Linked DNA regions of Homo sapiens: region 2 is linked to region 1. Evidence: read pairs that join two places in POLR2A ChIA-PET (ENCODE). Cell type or tissue: IMR-90. All regions are shown on one strand.

Region 1 (2,500 bases):
ACGACCTCTAGAAGACACCATCTTCACTAAAGCAACACAGAATGCACCAGTGAAGGGTCAACATTGTTGAGAAACTCTATGGTAGCTGTCCTTTTGGGCCAGGGTTTACATAAAAGAAGCAGCTATGGACCTGGACTCCCTGGTGCCCCAATACAGATGGTAGGATTTGAAAACAGCAGAGGTCAGGTGGTAGCACTTAATCGTCAGAGACAGGGTAGACACAATTACTGTAATGGGGAACAAAGCTGGAATGACAATGAGGTGATCTTTAGCATACAGATCTGTAGTGACAGTCTTGGCAGATGGCTGATGTCAGCCATTAAATTGGAAAATCTCAATCTCTCACCTATTTGAGAGGCTCTTATGCCCAAAACCCATCGAATGAAAGGGGAGGCCAAGTTCCCTTGAGGAAGTAGTATCTTGACCATTATAGAGCAACACAGCCTCTGGCACCCAGTAGGCTACTATTGATCTGGCAAATGTATTCTTTTCGATGGCTACCCGAAAAAAAGCTCAAAGCAAATTGCATTTAACTGGATGGATAGCAGGCCACATTCCCAGGGTACACCAGGGCTACCTCTCCTGCTTTCCATCACAATATAGTCTGAAAGAACCTCAATAGCTTGACACTGATCCTACCTTATAGCCCATCACTTTGAAGCTGCTGGTCTGATAGAATGTTAGCATGATGTCTAAAGGCACCACGGCAGTGCATAGCTGCTGTAATCCTCTGTATCAGGTCTGTAACTGCTCACGAGGCTGTGGTTAATATTCATAAATTGCCTCTTCTAGTACGTTTTCTTTCTCTCCTTCCTTCCTTCCTTCCTTTCTTTTTCTTTCTCTCTTTTTTTTTTTGAGATGGAGTTTCACTCTTGTTGCCCAGGCTGGAGTGCAAAGATGCGATCTTGGCTCACTGCAACCTCTGCCTCCCAGGTTCAAGCAATTATCCTGCCTCAGCCTCCCAAGTAGCTGGAATTTTAGGTGCTGCCACCACGCCTGGCTAATTTTTGTATTTTTAGTAGAGACAGGGTTTTACCATGTTGGCCAGGCTTGTCTTGAACTCCTGATCTCAAGTGATCTGCCCACCTGGGCCTCCCAAAATCCTAGAATTACAGGCGCGAGCCACCACACCAGGCCCCTTTCATTTTTGTTCTGTGATTGCGCTGGACATCCAAACTTCATTTCAAAAGGGTCTGAATTCTCAGGGGTCCTGCTTTGTTAGGGTTGCTTTAATTTCCCATTAACTTTTTTATTCCCCATTAATTTTTACTAGCGGGCATGGAATTACTAAGAGGTGCCACACAGAATCTTCTGTGTTTCAGACATAGTTTTGCTGCCCGCATTGTAAAGCAACAACTCAATTTGGTAATCAGAATGAGTCATCCTGGCCAGTAGAGTAACCTCTTTCTTACCAGCTGAGAAGAGCAAAATGTCCAGATTCCAATTCAATGAAACCATACTTGTGTCCCCTCTTGTTAGCAAATACTCCTCTCTTGAGAACTAAGACCTTTCATCAGAGCTCAAAGCTATGGGAGCAGGAGTTAAAAATAGGTGTAATAGCGAGAGGAGCTACTCCTACTTCCAGACCTTCAAATAGCATTATATATTGACCACTGGTTCACAGCATATACTGCATTGTGTAAGACAGATCCCATTCTTTTCAGGCAGTTTTTCTCAACTGGGACCAGAACAGAATCTTCAATAGGCCATGCTAGCATTCCTTCAGGCCAGCTGCTTTTGGGCGATGGACTACATGGTAATATTAGTGAATTGCTGCTATGCTTTTGCTAGGAATTTTTGTTGTTGTTGTTGTTTGATTTTTTTTGTTTTGTTTTTTGTTTTTGAGACAGTTTCCCTCTTGTGGTCCAGGCTGTAGTGCAATTGCACAATCTCAGCTCACTGCAACCTCTGCCTCCCAGATTCAAGTGATTCTCCTGCCTCAGCCTCCCGAGTATCTGGAATAGCAAGTGCCTGCCGCCATACCCGGCTAATTTTTGTATTTTTAGTAGAGAAGGGGCTTTGCCATGTTGGCCAGGCTAGTCACAAAGTCCTGACCTCAGGGGATCTACCTGCCTCGGCCTCCCAAAGTGATGGGATTACAGGCGTGAGCCATCGTGCCCAACCTGTTGTTTTTGAGAGATGGGGTCGCACTCTGTCGCCCAGGCTAGAGTGCAGTCATGCTATCAGGGCTCACTGCAGCCTTGACCTCCTAGGCTCAAGTGATCCCCCTGCCTCAGCCTCCCTAGTAGCCAGGCCACCACGCCTAGCTAATTTTAATTTTTTTTTGTAGAGATGGCATCTCTCTATGTTGTTCAGGCTGTTCTTGAACGCCTGGGCTCAAGTGATCCTCCTGCCTTGGCCTCCCATATTGCCGGGATTACAGGAATAAGCTACCGTCCCCAATCTAGGAAATTTTTTGTTTTGTTTTTGAGATGGAGTCTTGCTCTGTCGCCCAGGCTGGAGTGCAGTGATGCGATCTTCACTCACTGTAACCGCCGCC
Region 2 (2,500 bases), 150 kb before region 1:
AGGCATGAGCCACTGTGCCCGGCCAATTTTTTTCTTTTTGATGCCAGCCTTTGTCCTCTGTCTTTAAGTAGGATGACCTCATCATGAACATAATACTGTCTGGAGATGTTTCCTTGGTTGTAAAATGAGAAGCCTAGGGAGATTATTTTTATGCTTCCTTAGTTGTCCCCTTCCCCTCCACTTTTCAGTGTTTAGTCTGTATTTTGAGTCTGCTTGAGTGTCCCTATGACACATCTGCTGGTTAATTTGCAGCCACCAGTGGGGCTTCTCTGCTGTAAAGGAGATAAAGGACATGGAAAGGAATGGCTTTGGAGTCCAACAGGCCATTGTCCTGGTAAGCCTTTTACTGGCTATGTGATCTTGAGGACCTTATTTCACCTGAGCTTGTTTTTCATTTGTTGAGTGGGGCTGTTATTGAGGAGTCAGTAAGCGAAGTGAATGACAGCACCTGGGGCACTGCTAGCACACTGGACCCATTTCATAGATTGATGTGCTGTAACAGCCCAGGAGGGTCTCACTCGGCCACCCTAGCAGAAATGCAGTGCCACAATCATGGCTTATAGCAGCCTCGACCTCCTGGGCTCAAGCAATTCTCCCCCCTCAGCCTCCCAAGTACCTGAGACTACAGGTGTGTGCCACCATGTTTTTTTTTTTTTTTTTTAATTATTTTTTGTAGAGATGAGGGTCTCACTCTGTTACCCAGGCTGGTCTCCCCACTCCTGGCCTCAAGTAATCCTTCCTCCCTCAGTCTCCCACAGTGCTGGGATTACAGGTGGAAACCTGCACCTGGCCTCTTCCTAACTTTTCATTGTGAACATCCAAAAAACTACAAACGTTGAAATCATCTTATTATATTGCTGACTCTGGATTAATCCGTATCTTCTACCTCCATAACACTATTTCTGATCTGGGAAAGGGCAGCTTTTCCCCCCGCCCTTCTTTTTTTTTTTTTTTTTTTTTTTGAGACGGAGTTTTGCTTGTCTCCCAGGCTGGAGTGCAAGGGCGTGATCTCGGCTCACTGTAATCTCCGCCTCCTGGGTTCAAGCTATTCTCCTGCCTCAGCCTCCTGAGTAGCTGGGATTACCAGTGCCCGCCACCACGCCCAGCTGTTTTTTTTAGTAGAGATGGGGTTTCTCCATGTTAGCCAAGCTGGTATCGAACTCCTGAACTCAGGTCATCTACCCGCCTCAGCCTCCCAAAGTGCTAGGATTACAGGTGTGGGCCACCGTGCCCGGGGCCTAGTTTTGTATTTTTAGCAGAGACGGGGTTTCACCATGTTGGCCAGGCTCGTCTTGATCCACCCATCTTGGCTTCCCAAAGTGTTGCGATTACAGGTGTTAGTCACCGTGCCCAGCCTCCTTCCTATTTAATGACTTCTGCCCCTACTTCCTGCTTTCATCATTGCAGTAAGAATGCACTGGTCTAACACTTCAACCCGGCTGTCTTTAGCCAGAGGCAGAGCTTTGAAACCTGGGAATTTACTGCTTGGAAATGGGATGGAATTCTAAACATTTCCCTTTTGAGGGTTTATTCACATGAATCCTGGGCCCCTAGTCTTAGGGAGCTGGAAGGCCGTATTTCTGGAACAGGTGTTCACTACTTCCGTTTATCGGGTCTCAGCCAAGTAGACCTGGAGCTGCTCCCTAGCAGAATGTGGTGCACTCTTCTGGGCGCCGCCTCCTCTCCTCCTCTTCCTATCTCTCCTCCAACATCCAGCTTCCATGCTACCCTTTCCAGAAACATTTCCAATTCCCATCAGCTAGGTTTTCTTTCATGGATTCCCTCTTGCATTCCTTGCATAGATCACTTGGTGCTTTGTACTTTGTCATGCTGTCTTCTAGACCTTAAGCTGGTTAGGTTGAGGGCAGGGCTGCATGCTGTTCATGTGTGCTCTGCCTGGCCTGGCACAGATGTAGCTGCTCCATGGATATCTGCGGGGTCACTGAGCTGAAGCAGGTGGATGCTGGATGCTTGATACTAGATACATTTTCTGGGGCTGGCTCTGATTAATGCTGAGTGAGTTCACCTCACATTAAGATGCTGGTAAGGTGGCTCATGCCTGTAATCCCAGCAATTTGGGAGGCCAAGGTGGAGGATCACTTGAGTCCAGGAGTTCGAGACCAGACTGGGTAACATAGCAAGACCCTGTCTCTATAAAAATTTTAAAAAGTCAGCCAGGCATGATGGTACACACCTTTGAGTCCCAGCTACTAGGGAGGCTGAGGTAAGAGGACTGCTTCAGCCCATGAGTTTGAGGCTACAGTGAACTACAATTGTGCCACTGCATTCCAGCCTGGGTGACGAGACTGTCTTAAAAAAAAAAGATGCTGGTTGTTTTCAGACTAAAATAGTAGCAACAGGTCAACGTATCTGAAATCCTTTAGCAGTCATATATGGTTAGTGTAAATCTCTGTGATAAAAGAAAGATCTGGAATTGATACCAAAGCAGCTCAGTACTTTTTAGTGTACTAACACATTTGTTTTAACAACTTGTTCACAG

What was found. Peaks named below come from ENCODE experiments on the same cell type or tissue, not always from the same donor. Only the 100,000 strongest peaks of a DNase experiment are listed, where the experiment ranks them.
Region 2: POLR2A ChIA-PET joins it to region 1 with 8 read pairs; 8 of 35 experiments call an interaction of 5 or more read pairs at or near these places.

The regions. Positions count from the first base shown.
Region 1 is chr22:41,027,953-41,030,452 of GRCh38, reverse strand. No RefSeq gene overlaps it. Among named protein-coding and RNA genes, the nearest start is that of SNORD140, 45 kb to the left of the region's middle. In IMR-90, no CTCF peak of the experiment used is centred here; a DNase peak (open chromatin) is centred at 1,422; H3K27ac peaks cover 157 bases.
Region 2 is chr22:41,180,897-41,183,396 of GRCh38, reverse strand. No RefSeq gene overlaps it. Among named protein-coding and RNA genes, the nearest start is that of EP300-AS1, 15 kb to the left of the region's middle. In IMR-90, no CTCF peak of the experiment used is centred here; a DNase peak (open chromatin) is centred at 1,396.